Regions from separate parts of the Homo sapiens genome. Here region 1 is linked to region 2. A link is an interaction called in ENCODE POLR2A ChIA-PET data of the cell type or tissue named here. Cell type or tissue: Caco-2. All regions are shown on one strand. Each heading gives the region's core, and the rest is flanking DNA. Links, peaks and the distances in the headings are about the cores only. Region 1 holds the start of POTEF (POTE ankyrin domain family member F). Region 2 holds the start of POTEE (POTE ankyrin domain family member E).

What was found. ChIA-PET counts read pairs that join two places held together with the same protein. Peaks named below come from ENCODE experiments on the same cell type or tissue, not always from the same donor. Only the 100,000 strongest peaks of a DNase experiment are listed, where the experiment ranks them.
Region 1: POLR2A ChIA-PET joins it to region 2 with 22 read pairs; 5 of 35 experiments call an interaction of 5 or more read pairs at or near these places.

The regions. Positions count from the first base shown.
Region 1 is chr2:130,123,615-130,136,225 of GRCh38, reverse strand. It overlaps POTEF (POTE ankyrin domain family member F), which reads left to right and starts at 7,004. Exons shown (of 17, transcript NM_001099771.2): 1 at 7,004-7,154; 2 at 8,362-8,517. It also overlaps the pseudogene MED15P9. RefSeq lists an enhancer at 6,518-7,092. In Caco-2, for the core only: no CTCF peak of the experiment used is centred there; a DNase peak (open chromatin) is centred at 6,875; H3K4me3 peaks cover 1,333 bases.
Region 2 is chr2:131,202,631-131,215,241 of GRCh38, reverse strand. POTEE (POTE ankyrin domain family member E) reads right to left here and starts at 5,706. Exons shown (of 18, transcript NM_001083538.3): 1 at 5,423-5,706; 2 at 4,059-4,214. It also overlaps the pseudogene MED15P8. In Caco-2, for the core only: no CTCF peak of the experiment used is centred there; a DNase peak (open chromatin) is centred at 5,471; H3K4me3 peaks cover 726 bases.

The DNA.
Region 1 (12,611 bases), core at 2,817-10,816, 1.1 Mb after region 2:
TGGGGAGGCACCATGGTGACCACACTGGGCACACATGGCCCAGGGCCAGGCAGCCACCCTCTGCGAAGCCCAGCCCAGCTGGATGTATGTGATGGGTGGGCTGTGGATGGCAATCATGGTTGGCATGAATATGCGGTACAGGGAATGGTTGAAGAGGGTGAGCGGATGTTGGCCAGGATGGCATCCAGGAGCAGCTGGCATAGGTACTGCTGTTTGGTCAGTGGCACCGGGGGCAGTGGGGCAGTGGGCTGGAGCAGGATGGGCATGGTCAGCAGCCCGGAACCCAAGGGTTCCCCATGTAGGGGGCTTTCCCACCCCAGGCCCGTCCTCACTCACAGCCAGATTCCCGAGGCCTCTCTCTCAGCCTCCACCCTTGTGCAGACAATGTTGGCTGATCCTGGGTATATTCCCTACCCCCACAGCTTTGTCCTCCCCAGAGTCCCTGCCCCCTCTGGGCCAGGTGGCAGAGGCACCGATGGGGGCCACAGACAGAGAGTGACTTCTCCCATGTTCCCACCCAGCACAGCAAACCTGGCCTGGAAGAGGCCTGGTGGGCAGGGTCTCAGGTCAGGCCCAGCCCCTACCCAGCCACCCTAACCTTGAAGGCCCCTCCCAGTGGTGCTCCCAGGAGCTCTTGGGGGAGCCCCAATTCCCCCAGGGATGCCCAGGATCCCACTCACCACTGCCATGTCATTCTTGAGTTTTCTTTTTTTTTTTTGAGATGGAGTCTCACTCTGTCGCCCAGGCTGGAGTCCAGTGGTGCCATCTCAGCTCACTGCAAGCTCCACCTCCCGGGTTCACGCCATTCTCCTACCTCAGCCTCCCAAGTAGCTGGGACTACAGGCGCCCGCCACCACGCCCGGCTCATTTCTTTTTTGTATTTTTAGTAGAGACGGGGTTTCACCATGTTAGCCAGGATGGTCTCGATCTCCTGACCTCATGATCTGCCCGCCTCAGCCTCCCATAATGCTATGATTACAGGCATGAGCCACCGCGCCAGGCCAATATTTTTAAATAAAAAATTACAAAGCTGTTTTTCTTAAAATGTTACAATAAAATTGTATCTGTGTATAAAATGTATCTATTTTATGTGTACGTGTGTGTGAGTGTGTGTGTGAGAGAGAGAGACAGAGAGAGACAGAGAGAGAGAGAGAGAGAGAGAGAGAGAGAGTGAGTTATGAATTAGGAAGCATATGTACCAAAACATTAGGAGTAGTTGAGTAATGAGATTATGAATGATTTTCACTTTCTTCTTTATACCTTATCAATCATCATCTCAAAATTTACAATCAGAATTCATTATAAGCTATTGTTTGTTTATTTATTTATTTATATTCGCAGTGGCGCGATCTCAACTCACTGTAACCTCAGCCTCCCAGGGTCAAGCAATCCTCCCACCTGAGTCTCCGGAGTAGCTGGGACAAATCAAAGTTAAGTTTTCTTCAGTTTAAAATAACTTGATATAATTATGTTGTTTAGCCTCATGGTAACCAGAAAACAAAAATCAATAATAGACACCCTAAAAATGAAAAGCAAGCAATTGAAACACACTACCAGAAAAAATTATCTCACTACAAATAAAGACAGGAAGGAAGGGAAGGAGGAAAGAAAAGAAAGAAAGAGAGAGATCAGAGAGAAGAGAAAGAGGAAGGAAGAGAGAAAGAACAAAAGAAAAAAGAGAGAATAGCAAAACAACCAGAAAACAAGTAAAAAATGGCAGTAGTATGTTTTTACCTGTTAATAATAACCTTGAATATAAATGAATTAAATTCTCCAATTAAGACAGAGTGGCTGAATGAATTAAAAGACAAGACCCAATTATATACTGCCTACAAGAAACTCAGTTCACCTATAGACATACATAGACTGAAAGTGAAGACATGATAAATAATATCGCACACCTGTGGAAACAAAAAAAGCAGGAGTAGCTCTACTTAGATTATATAGACTTTCAGTCAAAAAAAGAAAAAAATGAAGATAATTATATAATGAGAAAAAGTAAACAGCAGCATAACAATTATAAGTGTATATGCAACCAGCACTCAAGCAACTAAACACAGAAGCAAATATTAACAGACCTTAAAGGATAGACTGCAATACAATAACAGAATGCCTCAATGCTTCGCTATAATCAACACCCCACTATCGTCAATGGACAGATCATCCAGACAACAAAACATCATCAGTTAAACTGTACTCTATACCGAATAGACCTAACATTTGCACAGCTTTCCACTCCGCAACTGCATAATGCACATTCCACTGAATAGAATATGGATTATTATCCACAAAAGACTATGCATTAGGCCAAAAAACAAGTCACAACACATTTTTAAAAACTGAAATCATGGCCGGGCACGGTGGCTCATGCCTGTAATCCCAGGACTTTGGGAGGCCGAGGGGGGCGGATCACAAGGTCAGGAGACAGAGACCATCCTGGCTAACACAGTGAAACCCCATCTCTACTAAAAATACAAAAATTAGCTGGGCGTGGCGGCGTGCGCCTGTAGTCCTAGCTGCTGGGGAGGCTGAGGCAGTAGAATGCCGTGAACCCGGGAGGTGGAGCTTGCGTGAGCCAAGATCGCGCCACTGCACTCCAGCCTAGGCGACAGAGCGAGACTCCGTCTCAAAAAAAACAAAACAAAACAAAACTGAAATCATATCGAGTATCTTTTCTGACCACAGTGGAATAGTACTAGAAATCAATAACAGGAGGAAAAACTGTACAAATACATGGAAATTAAAATACATGCTCATGAACAACCAATAAATAAATGAAAAAATAAAAAGAAAATTAAAAATTTATTGAAAAAAGAAACACAACATAACAAATCCTGTGGGATGCAGCAAAAGCAGTTGTAAGAGGAAAAGGGCATAGCTATAAATGCCTACATCAGAGAAAATAGAAAGATCTCAAATAGCCAACCTGACAGTACACCTGAAGTAATGAGAAAAACGAGAAAAATAAAATACTAAAATTAGCACAAAAAATATCATAAAGATTAGAGAAGAAATTTTAAAAATAGAAACAAAAAATACAAAAAGTCAATGGAACAAAGAGCTGGATTTTTTAGAAAAAAATCAAAACTGACAAGCTTTAACTAGACTAAGGAAAAGAAAAACAAAACAAAATGATAGATGAAAAAGGAGACATTACAATGGATAACACAGAAATATGAAGGATTGTAAGAGATTACTAAAAACACCTATATAAAAACAAGTTGGAAAATCTAGGAGAAGTGATAAATTTCTGGACACATAACAAATTCCCAAGATAGAATGATAAACAAAAAACCGGAACAAGATCCATAATGAGTAATGTAATTAAAGCAGTAATAAAAAGTCTTCCATCAAACAAAAACACAAGAATCATGGCTTTATTGCTGAATTCTACCAAACGTTTTTTAAAGAGTTAATACGAATTTTACTCAAAATATTCCCCAAAAAATGAAGAGAAAGGAAGTCTTCGAAACTTGTTCTATGAGGACAGCATGACCCTGGTACATGGTACAAAAACCAGACCAGGAAACAACACAAAAAGAAAACCACAGGCATTTTAAATATCCCTGATGAACACAGATGCAAAAAAATTTTCAGCAAAATACTTGAAAATTGCACTTGACAACACAATAAAAAGATGATCTGCCATGATCAAGTGGGATTCATCCCAGGAATATGAGGATGATTCAATAAAACACAAATAAATGTGCGACATCACATTCAGCGAATCAAGAACAAAAACCATATAATCATTTCAGTAGATGCTGAAAAAAATAAAAATCAACATTCCTTCATGACAAAAACTGGACAACATGAGTACAGAAGGAACATATCTCAGCGCAATAAAGGCCATATATGACAAACCCACAGCTAACATCATAATCAATGGGGAAATGTTTAAACTCTTCCTCTAAGGCCTGGAACAAGTGTGGCTACTTTTACGCCACTTTTATTCATCATAGTACTGGAAGTCCTAAGTGGGGCAATTAGACAAGAGAATGCAATAAAAGGCATCCAAATTGGAAAAAAGGAAGTCAAACTGTTTGTTTGCAGGTGACATGATCATATATATACACAGAGAAAGAGAGAACCCTAAAGATTCCACAAAATCACCTACTAGAAATAATTTAGTCAAGTTGCAAGATACAATATCAACATATAAAAATCAGTAGCACGCCCATGCACCAATAGTGAAATACCTAAGAAAGAAATCAAGAAAGCTATTTCATTACCAAAAAAATTATATCTAGGGATAAACTTAACCAAAAAGACAAAAGATCCCACAATGGAAACTCTAAAACACAGATGAAAGCTATTAAAGCAGACACAAGTAAATGGAAAGATATCCCATGTCCATGCACTAGAAGAATATTGTTAAAATGTCTATATCACCCAATGTGATCTAGAGAGTCAATGCAATCCATGTTAAATTACAAAAGACATTCTTCATAGAAATAGAAAAAAAAAATCCTAAAATTCACATGGAAACGCAAAATACCTCAGATAGACAAAAGAATCTGGAATAAAAAGAAAAGCTGGAGGCATCACACCTGACTTCAAAACATACTACAAATCTGTAGTAAGCATGGTAATACCAAAACAGCATAATACTATCAAAAAAAGGGGCGGGGGAGAAACAGAAACGAAGGAATGACAGACATAGACAAGTGAAACAGAATAGAGAAATCAGAAATAAATTCACCCATTTATGGCGTACTCATTTTTAACAAAGGCACCAAGAACACACATTCGGGAAGGACAATCTCTTCAATAAACTGCTAGGATAACTCAACACCCACATGTACAGGAATACATCTAGGCCGTTATCTTACCATATACAAAAATCTACTCAAAATAAAGATTTAAATGTAGGACCTGAAACTATAAAACTACTAGAGAAGAAAACATAGGATAAATCCTTCATGAAACTGGTTAGGACAAGGAATTTTCAAATAGACATCAAAAGCACAAGCAACAAAAGCAAAGATGTAATTACATTAAACTTGTCAAAAGCACAAGCAACAAAAGCAAAGATGTAATTACATAAAACTTAAAAGCTTCTGCAAAGCACAGGAAGAAATCAGTAGAACGAAGAAACAACCCAGAGAATGGAAGAAAGTATTTGCAAACTATGCATCAGCCAAGGGGCTAATACACAAAATATATAAATAACTACTCAAAAGCAAAAATACAAATAATCTGATTAAAAAAAAATCTACCCCAAATCTTTGTCTCCCACCATTATTTTCCCACCTTCTTTTCCCGACCGCCTTTGGCCTCCTCCCCCTCGCCACCTGTTTTCTTCCTCCATCTACCCCAAAACTTTTTCCCCACCATTTTTCCCCACCGTCATTTCGCAAAGCCTTCTCTGCTCTCTCACTCACCACCCTTTTCCCCATCCACTTACCCACTTTCCCCACTGTTTTTCCCACCGTCTTTTCCCTTTCTCCCTGGCCACCTTCTTTTCCCCCATCCCACTCTCATCACCCTCTTTTGCTCCTTCATCTAAGCAAAAACATTTTCTCCCGTCTTTTCCCAAACCCTTCTCCTCACTCCTGCTGCTCACCACTTTTTCGCCCTTCATCTACCCGAAAACTGTTTTCCTCATCGTCTTTTCCCCCGCTCCTCCTTGCCACCCTCTTTCCCTTCTCTACCCAAAAACATTTCACCATAGTCTTTTCGCAAAGCCTTCTCCCCACTCCTGCTCACCTCCCCTTTTCCCCCTCCATCCACCCCCCAGAATATTCCCTACTGTCTTTTCACAGTCTTCCCCCCTTCCCACTCGTCCTCTTCTTTGCCCTATCCTGCTTGCCACTCTCTTTTTTGCCTTCCATCTACCCCAAACTATTTTCCCATTTTTTTCCCAACTCTCTTTCCCTGCTCCCTCTCGTCACCCTCTTTCCTCCTCCTCGTTACCCTCTTTCCCCCCACCATCTACCCAAACACTTTTTACCCACTGTCTTTTCTTTCTCCACCGTCTTTCTTTCCTGCCCACTATCTTTTTGCAAAACCTTGTCTTCCTCCCGCTGGCTACCCTTTTCCCTTCCCCCACCTGTTACCCTCTTTTCCCCCTCTATCTACCCAAAACCTTTTCTCCCCACTGTCTTTTCACAAAACCTTCTCTCCCTACTGCTCAACGCTGTTTCTCCCCCCCACCACCCTCTCTTTCCTCCTCCCTTGCCACCCTCTTTTCCTCCTCCATCTACCCATAAACATTTTACCCACCATCTTTCTGCAAAACCTTCCCTCCCTCCCGCTCCCCACCCCGTTTTTCTCCCTCCATCTACCCAAAAACTTTTTTTCCCACTATCTTTTCCCCACCGCCTTTTTGCAACGCGCTCTCCTGCTCACTATCCTCTTTTCCCTTTGGCACTAACCACCCTCTTTACCCCCTCCATCTATCCCAAAACTCTTTTCCTCCTCTTACCGCTTCCGCCGCACTGCCGTCTCGGTCGCGGTTACCACCAGTCGCAGCGAGGCGAGCCACGGTGTAGCGGCTCCAGCCTCCAGCGTACGGCTGGTGATTACCCATTCCTGGTCCTCTAAGCCGGGCACTGAGCAGCTCCACAGGAAAATACGGGAACGTGGAAGAGCCTGACTTCCCTTCAGCAGCAGTCATATACCGAGATTATATACAGGAGGATTCCTGACTGCATGTTCTGATTGGATGAGAAAAACCCTCCAGGGTTACTTGGATTGGACTTTATTATCATGTTCTGATTGGATGAGAGCCAGTCTTAAGACAACCAATCACAGCATGAAAATAAAGTCCAATCAGAGTAGGCCTAGAGGTTTTTCTCTCATCCAATCAGAACATGTAGTCTGGGAACCACATGTGCGTAACCTCAGTAGGTAAAGCATGCGGAGGTGGCGTCAGGTCATTTCAGGCTCTTAAGTGTGGGCGTTTGGTATCCGGCATGGCTGCTACCTGTTTCTGGCTGGAGCCTCGGACACTGGCTCACTGCAGTTGGTGGTGTCGACAGTGGTAGGAGGGCAACCAGTAGCGGGAGCTTCTCCTGCCAGGCAGGAAGACGAGTAGAAGGGAGCGGCATGCTGGAGGCTGGAGCCTGAGCCCCTGGGGCTCGCCTTGCTGTGTTTGGTGGTGACGTGGGACACTGCAGCTCGGCCAGAGTGGTAGAAATGTCCTGGTGTAGGTGAGTTATCCGGGGATGTACTGCCCGCCTGTGGGGGCAGGGGTTGGGTGTCCTATTGGGGCTCACTACCCGAGGCTGCACTGCCTGTGTCAGGGGGCTGGTTGGGGGCACTCTCCGAGGTTGCATTGCTGGCGGTGGAGGGGGGCGGTTTTGGCTGGCTGTCCGGGGCTACACTGCCCGTGGTGGCGGGGGTGATGGGGGGGAGGCAGGTTGTGTGCACTAACGTGTACTGCCGGTGGCGGGGGAGGGGTTAGGGGCACTATTTTCTGCTGCACTGCCCGGGGCAGGGAGTGGTTTTGGTGGTTATTTGGAGCTACAATGCTGGCAGCGGGGGGTGGTTTAGGAGTGTTGTCGGGTGCTGCACTGCCCTTACTCAGGGTGCGCTATCAGGAGCTGCGCTACCTGTGGTGGGGTGGGGGCGGCGATTTTGAGGCATTGTCTTGTGCAGCAACACCTGTGGCTGGGTCAGGTTGTGGGCACTATCGGGTGCTACACTGCCTGTGGAGGGGGTGGTTGGGGGGGGTATTGGGGTTACACTGCCTGCAACTGGCACAGGGTGTGGTGGGTGTGCTGTCCGGGGGCTACACTGCCGGCGGCAGGGGTCAGGTTAGGGTTGCTATGGGGGCTATACTGCCAGTGGTGTTGGTCGGCTGCAGAGGTGGTGGGGACAGCAACAGCCATGGTCTCCTTGCTCCTTCGGGTGACTCTTCTCTTTTCCAGACTCCAGAGTTCCTCCTGGTGCAATCTTGAGCAGGGCAGGGCCCCCACACCCACTGCGGTTCTCCGGCCTGCACCTCCCGCCCACACCCCATGCTCTGTGTTGGGGAGACCACCTGGGACTACCGGGTGGGGATTAGTGGGCATCGCGGGGGACTGTGGGAACAGGGCACTGTGGGTGGAGGTGTCAGGAATGGGAACCAGCAGTTGAGTGGGGAGGGCTGGCTGGGTCTGAGTTTCTCCTACTCCTGCTCCCCAAGGAGTGCAGCCCTGGTGGGCCCAGCAATTTCTGGCCAGTTGCACCTGGATGGGGGTGGTTTCAGCATAGGCACTCACACCCGCCCCAGTTCCTGGCCACCTTTTGCCAGAAAGAGAGGCTGGACTTCGGTGGGTGGGTCTGAGTGCCTTAGCTGAAGCTGGTCCCTGCCACCCAGTGGCCAGCATGACAAGGTGAGGCTCTAACGTTACCACTCCCTGCATCCCATTCTAGGCTTTTCTGGCTTTGCCCGTCTAGCTGCTCCAAGCCAGGCTGGAGGAGGAGGAGAAGGAATCACCTGTGGTACGCTGGAGCCTGCATGTGGCGTGACTCTGCAGCTCGCCTCGTGTGACTGATGGCAGCCACGGAGACTGCAGCTCGACAGGAGTGGTAGGAGGGTGCCCGCGGGGGCAAGGTGGTAGGAACCTTGTAGGGTGGGCTGCTGCATTGATGGCGACAGCAATTGTATTGGCATTGGTGCTAGTGGTGGTAGTGGCAGAAAGTCTGGGGACTGGGAAGGGGGAGTAGGAGCACTGCAGGGCCCAGTCCGACCTGGGGTGGGGACGAACCTGCTGGTGCTGTACCATGGGCCTCGGTGGCAGTGGTGGAGGTGCACTTAGGGAAAGGAGTCCTCCCCCTTCTCTTGCAATCTCTGGAGGGTGGCCTCCTTCTGAGCCAGGCATGAGTGGCAGCATTGTCTCATTCTTAACAAAATTTAGGGGGTGACTGTGTGTGTGTGTGTGTGGCTTTTTTTTTTTTTTTTTTTTTTTTTTTGAGACAGAGTCTCGCTCTTTTGCCCAGGCTGGAGTGCCGTGGTGTGATCTCGGCTCACTGCAAGCTCTGCTTCCTGGGTTCACACCATCCTCCTGCCTCAGCCTCCCTAGTAGCTGGGACTACAGGCGCCTGCCACCACGCCCAGCCAATTTTATTTTTGTATTTTTAGTAGAGATGGGGTTTCACAGTGTTAGCCAGGATGGTCTAGATCACCTGACCTCATGATCCACCCACCTTGGCCTCCCAAAGTGCTAGGATTATAGGCGTGAGCCACCACTCCCGGCCATTTTTTCCTTCTTTTTTGTTGTGATGGTCTTGGACTTTTTCAAATTTTGTGAATTGGGGAGGGGATAAAAGGTGTCATAATAGGCCTTCTAATTCCTGCACCTGTTCTTTTTGCTTATTCTAGTCTGTGTATTCTTCTCATCTTCTTGTTCCTCTTCATTTTCTTTTGCTGCTGCTTCTATTTCATGTTTCTATTCTTGTTTCTCCTCCTCTTTTTGTTTTCTTTATGCCAAGCAATGGCCTTAACAAACAACAAGCCAAAATTGTCACTGTGTTGTATTTTTAAAATAACTGGTCCTTTACTATGTTTTAGGGATGAGGAAAAAAATCAGTTGTATAATTAGTTACTTGAATAGCTATGCTTTCACGATTGTGTTAAACCACTTATGCCTAGTGTTCCATTATTGGAATGGTAAGCATGAGGGAGTTAATTACATCCTACTGCTCAAGGTCATTAGAAGGTTTGATTTTTCACTCGTGCAAAAATTCAAAAAATTGCAGCCTCTGGCATAAATGGGCTAATGCGTTGTAAGTAGTTATTCAGAGAATCAAAAAATGAAGCATCACATAAAAATATTGGTGGCAAACAGCCATTTCATCTCTCTCACATATTTGGAGCTATGCAGGAGTCACGGGGTAAGTTCTAATTTATGAGATTATTAAGTGAACTGTATTGCCTTCATTTTCTCTGCCACCATTTCCTTTGTTTTCTTTCTTTTTTTTTTTTTTTTTTTTTGAGATGGAGTTTTGCTCTTGTTGCCCAGGCTGGAGTGCAATGGGGCGATCTCGGCTCACTGCAACCTCCGCTTCCTGGGTTCAAGCAAGTCTCCTGCCTCAGCCTCCTGAGTAACTGGGATTGCAGGCATGTGCCACCATGCCCAGCTAACTTTGTGTTTTTAATAGAGATGGGTTTTCTCTATGTTGGTCAGGCTGGTCTTGAACTCCCGACTTCAAGTGATCCACCTGTCTCAGCTTCCCAAAGTGCTGGGATTGGAGGTGTGAGCCACCACGCCTGGCTCTCTGCCACCATTTTCAAGAGTATTGTCATCTGCCTGAGCAAACCTGGTTCATCACCACCTCTTTGCAAGAGAAAAAGGAAGTCGGGAGAATTGTGTGTAATTTTTTTTTTTTTTGAGATGAAGTCTCGCTCTTGTCCCCCAGGCTGTAGTACGATGGCCCGATCTTGGCTCACTGCAACCCCTGCCTCCTGGGTGAAAGCAGTTCTCCTGCCTTGGCCCCCTGAGTAGCTGGGATTATAGGTGCCTGCCACCACGCCCGGCTACTTTTTGTATTTTTAGTAGAGATGGGGTTTCACCCTGTTGGCCAGGCTGGCCTAGAACACCTGACCTCAGGTGATCCACCCACCTCGGTCAGCTGTGTGTATTTTAAGGCAAAGATTCACAACCAAAAACAAGGCTTTATTAACTTTTGTATCTAAGAACCTGCAGTGTCGAGCCCTCTTTTATTCCTAGTATTACTACTTTAGGTGTGAACTTTTTATCTTTATTTTACTGATTCCTCTAGAAGTTTATGCATTTTCTTGACTGCTTTAAAGACAATCTATATTGTATCATTTTTCAAGCCCGTAGAAATGTGTAAGGCCTATAATTTGAACACTTGTTATTTTTAAGGTTATGAGCATGTAATATACCGTTGATACATGGAAGAATATGTATAAATACCACTAGATAGGTTATATTGAAGAGATAATATCTAAATTTTTGTCCAGAGTTGATGGGGTGCAGTTTTGTAGGTGTGTTTCTCAATACATTGTGTCCATGTTTTAAAGCATATAGAAATTTGAATACTGTTTAACCTCATATAGTCCTTGTTTATAGGTTTAATATTTCTAAAGACTAAAGACGTCACAGCTCCCTTTAAGATTCAGTAATACTAATAAAATTTGAGATATACAGGGTTAGAGTCCAACAAATTCAAAGGAAAATTGTTGAATTATATAGCCGTAGAGCAGGAATGAAACCCAGGTTCTAAGTTCCAAGGGGGCCATGAGCTACCATACAGGTGCATCAGTGACTGGGCATAGAGGTGGCAAAATTATTTAAGAGAGTGAGCTGTGGATCCTAATTATGTGAACATGAATTTTTGAACTGCATGGTGCCTCAGTTTATCCATCATTACAGTGGGGACAGTAGTAAGTTTTTCTTTTTCTGCTCAGTTGTCTGAATTATTACCCCAGTCTCTCTTGTTGCCACTCTTGATGCCCACATGAGAGGATCTAAGGTAATTTCTGACAACCTGGGACTCCTTAAGGAAAAACAGAAGGTTCCACAAACCCCATTTTAGGAGAAACCTCTGTTTTCCTCATGGAACCCCAAGAACTTTAAGCAGACAGGTCCCTCTCAAAAATCTAAGGCTCTGCTCTGTTTTGCCTTGCGTTGTCTGACCTTTTTGGTTTGGATGGGCATCAGAAATTAGTAGGGGAGAGAGATCTAAAGAAAATTGTGGATATGAAGATGTATTTATTGTAAGAAATGTTATGAAGGAAAGAAATGTTATATGAGAGAGGATCTTATATGGCAAATTGTTGTCCTAAAGTAGAATGACTAATTACAAAAGAGGGAAATACAGGACAGGTCAGATAAATTTAATCATGTTGTAGATAGTCTGTGGAAGTTGTGTTATGATTCATAAAGTGGGAAAGAAAAACTGAACAACTGCTAGATCTTTTCTTGTCTAGAAGTGTTGTGTATGTGATGTATATATAATGGCTCGGCTTAAAAGAAAATGAAAGCTCTTAAATATTTTGTAAGAAAAATAGAAGCTCTAATGCCTTTTATTTCATGTGACTTCAGTAATCTTTGGGAAATAAAGATGGTGTTAAAGTCAGTGGTAAAATAAAAATATCTTCAAAATTTATCCATTTGGTCTAACTTAAGTCAGAGGTTAAGTTTTAGAAGTGCTTTAATGTCATAAATTGATGCTTTGACTTTGGAAAATAGTTTTGTTTACCTGGTTTGGAGCCGTTAGATTTCTAGGTAAGGTCTCCGGACAGGTGGAGTTAGCCATGTCTCCTAGCTATGCTGGAAGGAGTCAGATTTTATCTGCAGTTCTGTCTTGTATCCTAGACTCTGCACCTGGTATGCAATTAAAACTTACTGCTGCTGCTAATCTCTGGGTTCCATTTAAAATCCTTCCATCACATGAATACTATCCCCTGTACTAAATTTTTCCACAATTAAATACTTAGAATCATTTTTGCTGACTTGACCCAACCATTAGTGATATATTTTAAAAATGCTTATAATGTGTCACAATATATTTAGCAAATGTAGGGAATGACATTTTTACTTTCTTCAGCATTTACATAGCATTTATGTAGCAATGCTATCTCAAGTATTTTTAATCATTTAAATGTTAGATAATAGATATGTTTTTTATTCCTTTTTTCTATGTAAATAAATATA
Region 2 (12,611 bases), core at 1,573-9,572:
CAAAAACATATCTATTATCTAACGTTTAAATGATTAAAAATACTTGAGATAGCATTGCTACATAAATGCTATGTAAATGCTGAAGAAAGTAAAAATGTCATTCCCTACATTTGCTAAATATATTGTGACACATTATAAGCATTTTTAAAATATATCACTAATGGTTGGGTCAAGTCAGCAAAAATGATTCTAAGTATTTAATTGTGGAAAAATTTAGTACAGGGGATAGTATTCATGTGATGGAAGGATTTTAAATGGAACCCAGAGATTAGCAGCAGCAGTAAGTTTTAATTGCATACCAGGTGCAGAGTCTAGGATACAAGACAGAACTGCAGATAAAATCTGACTCCTTCCAGCATAGCTAGGAGACATGGCTAACTCCACCTGTCCGGAGACCTTACCTAGAAATCTAACGGCTCCAAACCAGGTAAACAAAACTATTTTCCAAAGTCAAAGCATCAATTTATGACATTAAAGCACTTCTAAAACTTAACCTCTGACTTAAATTAGACCAAATGGATAAATTTTGAAGATATTTTTATTTTACCACTGACTTTAACACCATCTTTATTTCCCAAAGATTACTGAAGTCACATGAAATAAAAGGCATTAGAGCTTCTATTTTTCTTACAAAATATTTAAGAGCTTTCATTTTCTTTTAAGCCGAGCCATTATATATACATCACATACACAACACTTCTAGACAAGAAAAGATCTAGCAGTTGTTCAGTTTTTCTTTCCCACTTTATGAACCATAACACAACTTCCACAGACTATCTACGACATGATTAAATTTATCTGACCTGTCCTGTATTTCCCTCTTTTGTAATTAGTCATTCTACTTTAGGACAACAATTTGCCATATAAGATCCTCTCTCATATAACATTTCTTTCCTTCATAACATTTCTTATAATAAATACATCTTCATATCCACAATTTTCTTTAGATCTCTCTCCCCTACTAATTTCTGATGCCCATCCAAACCAAAAAGGTCAGACAACGCAAGGCAAAACAGAGGAGAGCCTTAGATTTTTGAGAGGGACCTGTCTGCTTAAAGTTCTTGGGGTTCCATGAGGAAAACAGAGGTTTCTCCTAAAATGGGGTTTGTGGAACCTTCTGTTTTTCCTTAAGGAGTCCCAGGTTGTCAGAAATTACCTTAGATCCTCTCATGTGGGCATCAAGAGTGGCAACAAGAGAGACTGGGGTAATAATTCAGACAACTGAGCAGAAAAAGAAAAACTTACTACTGTCCCCACTGTAATGATGGATAAACTGAGGCACCATGCAGTTCAAAAATTCATGTTCACATAATTAGGATCCACAGCTCACTCTCTTAAATAATTTTGCCAACTCTATGCCCAGTCACTGATGCACCTGTATGGTAGCTCATGGCCCCCTTGGAACTTAGAACCTGGGTTTCATTCCTGCTCTACGGCTATATAATTCAACAATTTTCCTTTGAATTTGTTGGACTCTAACCCTGTATATCTCAAATTTTATTAGTATTACTGAATCTTAAAGGGAGCTGTGACGTCTTTAGTCTTTAGAAATATTAAACCTATAAACAAGGACTATATGAGGTTAAACAGTATTCAAATTTCTATATGCTTTAAAACATGGACACAATGTATTGAGAAACACACCTACAAAACTGCACCCCATCAACTCTGGACAAAAATTTAGATATTATCTCTTCAATATAACCTATCTAGTGGTATTTATACATATTCTTCCATGTATCAATGGTATATTACATGCTCATAACCTTAAAAATAACAAGTGTTCAAATTATAGGCCTTACACATTTCTACGGGCTTGAAAAATGATACAATATAGATTGTCTTTAAAGCAGTCAAGAAAATGCATAAACTTCTAGAGGAATCAGTAAAATAAAGATAAAAAGTTCACACCTAAAGTAGTAATACTAGGAATAAAAGAGGGCTCGACACTGCAGGTTCTTAGATACAAAAGTTAATAAAGCCTTGTTTTTGGTTGTGAATCTTTGCCTTAAAATACACACAGCCGACCGAGGTGGGTGGATCACCTGAGGTCAGGTGTTCTAGGCCAGCCTGGCCAACATGGTGAAACCCCATCTCTACTAAAAATACAAAAATTAGCCGGGCGTGGTGGCAGGCACCTATAATCCCAGCTACTCAGGGGGCCAAGGCAGGAGAACTGCTTTCACCCAGGAGGCAGGGGTTGCAGTGAGCCAAGATCGGGCCATCGTACTACAGCCTGGGGGACAAGAGCGAGACTTCATCTCAAAAAAAAAAAAATTACACACAATTCTCCCGACTTCCTTTTTCTCTTGCAAAGAGGTGGTGATGAACCAGGTTTGCTCAGGCAGATGGCAATACTCTTGAAAATGGTGGCAGAGAGCCAGGCGTGGTGGCTCACACCTCCAATCCCAGCACTTTGGGAAGCTGAGACAGGTGGATCACTTGAAGTCGGGAGTTCAAGACCAGCCTGACCAACATAGAGAAAACCCATCTCTATTAAAAACACAAAGTTAGCTGGGCATGGTGGCACATGCCTGCAATCCCAGTTACTCGGGAGGCTGAGGCAGGAGACTTGCTTGAACCCAGGAAGCGGAGGTTGCAGTGAGCCGAGATCGCCCCATTGCACTCCAGCCTGGGCAACAAGAGCAAAACTCCATCTCAAAAAAAAAAAGAAAGAAAACAAAGGAAATGGTGGCAGAGAAAATGAAGGCAATACAGTTCACTTAATAATCTCATAAATTAGAACTTACCCCGTGACTCCTGCATAGCTCCAAATATGTGAGAGAGATGAAATGGCTGTTTGCCACCAATATTTTTATGTGATGCTTCATTTTTTGATTCTCTGAATAACTACTTATAACGCATTAGCCCATTTATGCCAGAGGCTGCAATTTTTTGAATTTTTGCACGAGTGAAAAATCAAACCTTCTAATGACCTTGAGCAGTAGGATGTAATTAACTCCCTCATGCTTACCATTCCAATAATGGAACACTAGGCATAAGTGGTTTAACACAATCATGAAAGCATAGCTATTCAAGTAACTAATTATACAACTGATTTTTTTCCTCATCCCTAAAACATAGTAAAGGACCAGTTATTTTAAAAATACAACACAGTGACAATTTTGGCTTGTTGTTTGTTAAGGCCATTGCTTGGCATAAAGAAAACAAAAAGAGGAGGAGAAACAAGAATAGAAACATGAAATAGAAGCAGCAGCAAAAGAAAATGAAGAGGAACAAGAAGATGAGAAGAATACACAGACTAGAAAAAGCAAAAAGAACAGGTGCAGGAATTAGAAGGCCTATTATGACACCTTTTATCCCCTCCCCAATTCACAAAATTTGAAAAAGTCCAAGACCATCACAACAAAAAAGAAGGAAAAAATGACCGGGAGTGGTGGCTCACGCCTATAATCCTAGCACTTTGGGAGGCCAAGGTGGGCGGATCATGAGGTCAGGTGATCTAGACCATCCTGGCCAACACTGTGAAACCCCATCTCTACTAAAAATACAAAAATAAAATTGGCTGGGCGTGGTGGCAGGCGCCTGTAGTCCCAGCTACTAGGGAGGCTGAGGCAGGAGGATGGGGTGAACCCAGGAAGCAGAGCTTGCAGTGAGCCGAGATCGCACCACTGCACTCCAGCCTGGGCAAAAGAGCGAGACTCTGTCTCAAAAAAAAAAAAAAAAAAAAAAAAAAAAGCCACACACACACACACACACAGTCACCCCCTAAATTTTGTTAAGAATGAGACAATGCTGCCACTCATGCCTGGCTCAGAAGGAGGCCACCCTCCAGAGATTGCAAGAGAAGGGGGAGGACTCCTTTCCCTAAGTGCACCTCCACCACTGCCACCGAGGCCCATGGTACAGCACCAGCAGGTTCCTCCCCACCCCAGGTCGGACTGGGCCCTGCAGTGCTCCTACTCCCCCTTCCCAGTCCCCAGACTTTCTGCCACTACCACCACTAGCACCAATGCCAATACAGTTGCTGTCGCCGTCAATGCAGCAGCCCACCCTACAAGGTTCCTACCACCTTGCCCCCGCGGGCACCCTCCTACCACTCCTGTCGAGCTGCAGTCTCCGTGGCTGCCATCAGTCACACGAGGCGAGCTGCAGAGTCACGCCACATGCAGGCTCCAGCGTACCACAGGTGATTCCTTCTCCTCCTCCTCCAGCCTGGCTTGGAGCAGCTAGACCGGCAAAGCCAGAAAAGCCTAGAATGGGATGCAGGGAGTGGTAACGTTAGAGCCTCACCTTGTCATGCTGGCCACTGGGTGGCAGGGACCAGCTTCAGCTAAGGCACTCACACCCACCCACCGAAGTCCAGCCTCTCTTTCTGGCAAAAGGTGGCCAGGAACTGGGGCGGGTGTGAGTGCCTATGCTGAAACCACCCCCATCCAGGTGCAACTGGCCAGAAATTGCTGGGCCCACCAGGGCTGCACTCCTTGGGGAGCAGGAGTAGGAGAAACTCAGACCCAGCCAGCCCTCCCCACTCAACTGCTGGTTCCCGTTCCTGACACCTCCACCCACAGTGCCCTGTTCCCACAGTCCCCCGCGATGCCCACTAATCCCCACCCGGTAGTCCCAGGTGGTCTCCCCAACACAGAGCATGGGGTGTGGGCGGGAGGTGCAGGCCGGAGAACCGCAGTGGGTGTGGGGGCCCTGCCCTGCTCAAGATTGCACGAGCAGGAACTCTGGAGTCTGGAAAAGAGAAGAGTTACCCGAAGGAGCAAGGAGACCATGGCTGTTGCTGTCCCCACCACCTCTGCAGCCGACCAACACCACTGGCAGTATAGCCCCCATAGCAACCCTAACCTGACCCCTGCCGCCGGCAGTGTAGCCCCCGGACAGCACACCCAACACACCCTGTGCCAGTTGCAGGCAGTGTAACCCCAATACCCCCCCCCAACCACCCCTTCCACAGGCAGTGTAGCACCCGATAGTGCCCACAACCTGACCCAGCCACAGGTGTTGCTGCACAAGACAGTGCCCCAAAATCGCCGCCCCCACCCCACCACAGGTAGCGCAGCTCCTGATAGCGCACCCTGAGTAAGGGCAGTGCAGCACCCGACAACACTCCTAAACCACCCCCCGCTGCCAGCATTGTAGCTCCAAATAACCACCCAAACCACTCCCTGCCCCGGGCAGTGCAGCAGAAAATAGTGCCCCTAACCCCTCCCCCGCCACCGGCAGTACACGTTAGTGCACACAACCTGCCTCCCCCCCACCACCCCCGCCACCACGGGCAGTGTAGCCCCGGACAGCCAGCCAAAACCGCCCCCCTCCACCGCCAGCAATGCAACCTCGGAGAGTGCCCCCAACCAGCCCCCTGACACAGGCAGTGCAGCCTCGGGCAGTGAGCCCCAATAGGACACCCAACCCCTGCCCCCACAGGCGGGCAGTACATCCCCGGATAACTCACCTACACCAGGACATTTCTACCACTCTGGCCGAGCTGCAGTGTCCCACGTCACCACCAAACACAGCAAGGCGAGCCCCAGGGGCTCAGGCTCCAGCCTCCAGCATGCGTCGGTGCTGCTCCCTTCTACTCGTCTTCCTGCCTGGCAGGAGAAGCTCCCGCTACTAGTTGCCCTCCTACCGCTCTGTGGACACCACCAACTGCAGTGAGCCAGTGTCCGAGGCTCCAGCCAGAAACAGGTAGCAGCCATGCCGGTTACCAAACGCCCACACTTAAGAGCCTGAAATGACCTGACGCCACCTCCGCATGCTTTACGTACTGAGGTTACGCACATGTGGTTCCCAGACTACATGTTCTGATTGGATGAGAGAAAAACCTCTAGGCCTACTCTGATTGGACTTTATTTTCATGCTGTGATTGGTTGTCTTAAGACTGGCTCTCATCCAATCAGAACATGATAATAAAGTCCAATCCAAGTAACCCTGGAGGGTTTTTCTCATCCAATCAGAACATGCAGTCAGGAATCCTCCTGTATATAACCGCGGTATACGCCTGCTGCTGAAGGGAAGTCAGGCTCTTCCACGTTCCCGTATTTTCCTGTGGAGCTGCTCAGTGCCCGGCTTAGAGGACCAGGAATGGGTAATCACCAGCCGTACGCTGGAGGCTGGAGCCGCTACACCGTGGCTCGCCTCGCTGCGACTGGTGGTAACCGCGACCGAGACGGCAGTGCGGCGGAAGCGGTAAGAGGAGGAAAAGAGTTTTGGGATAGATGGAGGGGGTAAAGAGGGTGGTTAGTGCCAAAGGGAAGAGAGGATAGTGAGCAGGAGAGCGCGTTGCAAAAAGGCGGTGGGGAAAAGATAGTGGGAAAAAAAGTTTTTGGGTAGATGGAGGGAGAAAAACGGGGTGGGGAGCGGCAGGGAGGGAAGGTTTTGCAGAAAGATGGTGGGTAAAATGTTTATGGGTAGATGGAGGAGGAAAAGAGGGTGGCAAGGGAGGAGGAAAGAGAGGGTGGTGGGGGGGAGAAACAGCGTTGAGCAGTAGAGAGAGAAGGTTTTGTGAAAAGACAGTGGGGAGAAAAGGTTTTGGGTAGATAGAGGGGGAAAAGAGGGTAACAGGTGGGGGAAGGGAAAAGGGTAGCCAGCGGGAGGAAGACAAGGTTTTGCAAAAAGATAGTGGGCAGGAAAGAAAGACGGTGGAGAAAGAAAAGACAGTGGGTAAAAAGTGTTTGGGTAGATGGTGGGGGGAAAGAGGGTAACGAGGAGGAGGAAAGAGGGTGACGAGAGGGAGCAGGGAAAGAGAGTTGGGGAAAAAATGGGAAAATAGTTTGGGGTAGATGGAAGGCAAAAAAGAGAGTGGCAAGCAGGATAGGGCAAAGAAGAGGACGAGTGGGAAGGGGGGAAGACTGTGAAAAGACAGTAGGGAATATTCTGGGGGGTGGATGGAGGGGGAAAAGGGGAGGTGAGCAGGAGTGGGGAGAAGGCTTTGCGAAAAGACTATGGGGAAATGTTTTTGGGTAGAGAAGGGAAAGAGGGTGGCAAGGAGGAGCGGGGGAAAAGACGATGAGGAAAACAGTTTTCGGGTAGATGAAGGGCGAAAAAGTGGTGAGCAGCAGGAGTGAGGAGAAGGGTTTGGGAAAAGACGGGAGAAAATGTTTTTGCTTAGATGAAGGAGCAAAAGAGGGTGATGAGAGTGGGATGGGGGAAAAGAAGGTGGCCAGGGAGAAAGGGAAAAGACGGTGGGAAAAAACAGTGGGGAAAGTGGGTAAGTGGATGGGGAAAAGGGTGGTGAGTGAGAGAGCAGAGAAGGCTTTGCGAAATGACGGTAGGGAAAAATGGTGGGGAAAAAGTTTTGGGGTAGATGGAGGAAGAAAACGGGTGGCGAGGGGGAGGAGGCCAAAGGCGGTCGGGAAAAGAAGGTGGGAAAATAATGGTGGGAGACAAAGATTTGGGGTAGATTTTTTTTTAATCAAATTATTTGTATTTTTGCTTTTGAGTAGTTATTTATATATTTTGTGTATTAGCCCCTTGGCTGATGCATAGTTTGCAAATACTTTCTTCCATTCTCTGGGTTGTTTCTTCGTTCTACTGATTTCTTCCTGTGCTTTGCAGAAGCTTTTAAGTTTTATGTAATTACATCTTTGCTTTTGTTGCTTGTGCTTTTGACAAGTTTAATGTAATTACATCTTTGCTTTTGTTGCTTGTGCTTTTGATGTCTATTTGAAAATTCCTTGTCCTAACCAGTTTCATGAAGCATTTATCCTATGTTTTCTTCTCTAGTAGTTTTATAGTTTCAGGTCCTACATTTAAATCTTTATTTTGAGCAGATTTTTGTATATGGTAAGATAACGGCCTAGATGTATTCCTGCACATGTGGGTGTTGAGTTATCCTAGCAGTTTATTGAAGAGATTGTCCTTCCCGAATGTGTGTTCTTGGTGCCTTTGTTAAAAATGAGTACGCCATAAATGTGTGAATTTATTTCTGATTTCTCTATTCTGTTTCACTTGTCTATGTCTGTCATTCCTTCGTTTCTGTTTCTCCCCCGCCCCTTTTTTTGATAGTATTATGCTGTTTTGGTATTACCATGCTTACTACAGATTTGTAGTATGTTTTGAAGTCAGGTGTGATGCCTCCAGCTTTTCTTTTTATTCCAGATTCTTTTGTCTATCTGAGGTATTTTGCGTTTCCATGTGAATTTTAGGATTTTTTTTTCCTATTTCTATGAAGAATGTCTTTTGTAATTTAACATGGATTGCATTGACTCTCTAGATCACATTGGGTGATATAGACATTTTAACAATATTCTTCTAGTGCATGGACATGGGATATCTTTCCATTTACTTGTGTCTGCTTTAATAGCTTTCATCTGTGTTTTAGAGTTTCCATTGTGGGATCTTTTGTCTTTTTGGTTAAGTTTATCCCTAGATATAATTTTTTTGGTAATGAAATAGCTTTCTTGATTTCCTTCTTAGGTATTTCACTATTGGTGCATGGGTGTGCTGATATTGTATCTTGCAACTTGACTAAATTATTTCCTGTAGGTGATTTTGTGGAATCTTTAGGGTTCTCTCTTTCTCTATGTATATATATATGATCATGTCACCTGCAAACAGAGACAGTTTGACTTCCTTTTTTCCAATTTGGATGCCTTTTATTGCATTCTCTTGTCTAATTGCGCTACCTAGGACTTCCAGTACTATGATGAATAAAAGTGGTGTAAAAGTAGCCACACTCGTTCCAGGCCTTAGAGGAAGAGTTTTAACCTTTCCCCATTGATTATGATGTTAGCTGTGGGTTTATCATATATGGCCTTTATTGCGCTATGTTCCTTCTGTACTCATGTTGTTCAGTTTTTGCCATGAAGGAATGTTGATTTTTATTTTTTTCAGCATCTACTGAAATGATTATATGGTTTTTGTTCCTGATTCGCTGAATGTGATGTCGTACATTTATTTATTTGTGTTTTATTGAATCATCCTCATATTCCTGGGATGAATCCCACTTGATCATGGCAGATCATCTTTTTATTGTGTTGTCAAGTGCAATTTTCAAGTATTTTGCTGAGGATTTTTTTGCATCTGTGTTTATCAGGGATATTTAAAATGCCTGTGGCTTTCTTTTTGTGTTGTTTCCTGGTCTGGTTTTTGTACCAGGATCATGCTGTCCTCATAGAACAAGTTTCGAAGACTTCCTTTCTCTTCACTTTTTGGGGAATATTTTGAGTAAAATTGGTATTAGCTCTTTTAAAAATGTTTGGTAGAATTCAGCAGTAAAACCATGATTCTTGTGTTTTTGTTTGACGGAAGACTTTTTATTACTGCTTTAATTATATTACTCATTATTGATCTGTTCCGGTTTTTTGTTTATCATTCTATCTTGGGAATTTGTTATGTGTCCAGAAATTTATCACTTCTCCTAGATTTTCCAACTTGTTTTTATATAGGTGTTTTTAGTAATCTCTTACAATCCTTCATATTTCTGTGTTATCACTTGCAATGTCTCATTTTTCATCTATGATTTTTTCTTTTTCTTTTCCTTAGTCTAGTTAAAGCTTGTCAGTTTTGATTTTTTTCTAAAAAATCCAGCTCTTTGTTCCATTGACTTTTTGTATTTTTTGTTTCTATTTTTAAAATTTCTTCTCTAATCTTTATGATATTTTTGTACTAATTTTAGCATTTTATTTTTCTCATTTTTCTCACTACTTCAGGTGTACTGTCAGGTTGGCTATTTGAGATCTTTCTACTTCTCTGATGTAGGTGTTTATAGCTATGCCCTTTTCCTCTTACAACTGCTTTTGCTGCATCCCACAGGATTTGTTATGTTGTGTTTCTATTATTTTTTCAATAAATTTTTAATTTTCTTTTTTTTCATTTATTTATTGGTTGTTCATGAGCATGTATTTTAATTTCCATATATTTGTACAGTTTTTCCTCCTGTTATTGATTTCTAGTACTATTCCACTGTGGTCAGAAAAGATACTTGATATGATTTCAGGTTTTGTTTTTTTTTTTGTTTTTTTTTTGAGACAGAGCCTTGCTCTGTCGCCCAGGCTGGAGTGCAGTGGCGCGATCTTGGCTCACTGCAAGCTCCACCTCCCGGGTTCACGGCATTCTACTGCCTCAGCCTCCCCAGCAGCTAGGACTACAGGCGCACACCGCCACGCCCAGCTAATTTTTGTATTTTTAGTAGAGACAGGGTTTCACTGTGTTAGCCAGGATGATCTCTGTCTCCTGACCTTGTGATCCGCCCCCCACCCCAGCCTCTCAAAGTGCTGGGATTACAGGCATGAGCCACCGCGCCTGGCCATGATTTCAGTTTTTAAAAATGTGTTGTGACTTGTTTTTTGGCCTAACGCATAGTCTGTTGTGGAGAATAATCCGTATGCTATTCAGTGGAATGTGCATTGCGCAGTTGTGGAATGGAAAGCTGTGTAAATGTTAGGTCTATTCGGTATAGAGTACAGTTTAACTGATGATGTTTTGTTGTCTGGATGATCTGTCCGTTGAAGATAGTGGGGTGTTGATTATAGCGGAGCATTGAGGCATTCTGTTACTGTATTGCAGTCTACGCTTTAAGATCTGTTAATATTTGCTACTGTATTTAGTTGCTTGAGTGCTGGTTGCATATGCACTTGTAATTGTTCTGCTGTTTACTTCTTTCTCATTATATAATTATCTTCATATTTTTCTTTTTTTGACTGAAAGTCTATATAATCTAAGTAGAGCTACTCCTGCTTTTTTTGTTTCCACTGGTATGGGATATCATTTATCATGTCTTCACTTTCAGTCTATGTATGTTTATAGGTGAACTGAGTTTCTTGTAGGCAGTATATAATTGGGTCTTGTCTTTTAATCCATTCAGCCACTCTGTCTTAATTGGAGAATTTTATTCATTTATATTCAAGGTTATTATTAACGGGTAAAAACATACTACTGCCATTTTTTACTTGTTTTCTGGTGGTTTTGCTATTCCCTCTTTTTTCTTTTGTTCTTTCTCCCTTCCTTCCTCTTTCTCTTCTCTCTGATCTCTTTCTTTCTTTTCTTTCCTCCTTCCCTTCCTTCCTGTCTATTTGTAGTGAGGTAATTTTTTCTGGTAGTGTGTTTTAATTGCTTGCTTTTCATTTTTAGGGTGTCTATTATTGATTTTTGTTTTCCAGTTACCATGAGGCTAAACAACATAATTATAACAAGTTATTTTAAACTGAAGAAAACTTAACTTTGATTTGTCCCAGCTACTCCGGAGGCTCAGGTGGGAGGATTGCTTGACCCTGGGAGGCCAAGGTTACAGTGAGTTGAGATCACACCACTGCGAATATAAATAAATAAATAAACAAACAATAGCTTATAATGAATTCTGATTGTAAATTTTGAGATGATGATAAGGTATAAAGAAGAAAGTGCAAATCATTCATAATCTCATTACTCAACTACTCCTAATGTTTTGGTACATATGCTTCCTAATTCATAACTCTCTCTCTCTCTGTCTCTCTCTGTCTCTCTCTCTCTCACACACACTCACACACACACACACACACACGTACACATAAAATAGATATATTTTACACACAGATACAATTTTATTGTAACATTTTAAGAAAAACAGCTTTGTAATTTTTTATTTAAAAATATTGGCTGGGCGTGGTGGCTCATGCCTGTAATCCTAGCACGATGGGAGGCCGAGGCGGGCGGATCACGAGGTCAGGAGATCGAGACCATCCTGGCTAACACAGTGAAACCCCGTCTCTACTAAAAATACAAAAAAAAAAAAATTAGCCGGGCGTGGTGGCGGGTGCCTGTAGTCCCAGCTACTTGGGAGGCTGAGGTAGGAGGATGGCGTGAACCCAGGAGGTGGAGCTTGCAGTGAGCCGAGATGGCGCCACTGCACTCCAGCCTGGGTGACAGAATGAGACTCCATCTCAAAAAAAAAAAAAAAAACTCAAAACTGACATGGCAGTGGTGAGTGTGGGATCCTGGGCATCCCTGGGAGAATTGGGGCTCCCCCAAGAGCTCCTGGGACCACTGCTGGGAGGGGCCTTCAAGGTTAGGGTGGCCGGGTAGGGGCTGGGCCTGACCTGAGACCCTGCCCACCAGGCCTCTTCCAGGCCAGGTTTGCTGTGCTGGGTGGGAACGTGGGAGAAGTCACTCTCTATCTGCGGCCCCCATCAGTGCCTCTGCCACCCGGCCCAGAGGGGGCAGGGACTCTGGGGCGGACAAGGCTGTGGGGGTGGTGATTATACCCAGGATCGGCCAACATTGTCTGCACAAGGGTGGAGGCTGAGAGAGAGGCCTCGGGAATCTGGCTGTGAGGACGGGCCTGGGGTGGGAAAGCCCCCTACATGGGGAACCCTCAGGTTCCGGGCTGCTGACCGTGCCCATCCTGCTCCAGCCCACTCCCCCACTGCCCCCGGTGCCACCGACCAAACAGCAGTACCTATGCCAGCTGCTCCTGGATGCCATCCTGGCCAACATCCGCTCACCCTCTTCAACCATTCCCTGTACCGCACAATCATTCCAACCATGACTGCCATCCACAGCCCACCCATCACGTACATCCAGCTGGGCTGGGCTTCGCGGAGGGTGGCTGCCTGGCCCTGGGCCATGTGTGCCCAGTGTGGTCACCATGGTGCCTCCCCAAGGCCCCAGTGGTATGCACCCTGAAGCACAGGCTTGAGGACGATGAGCAGCAGAGCATCCCC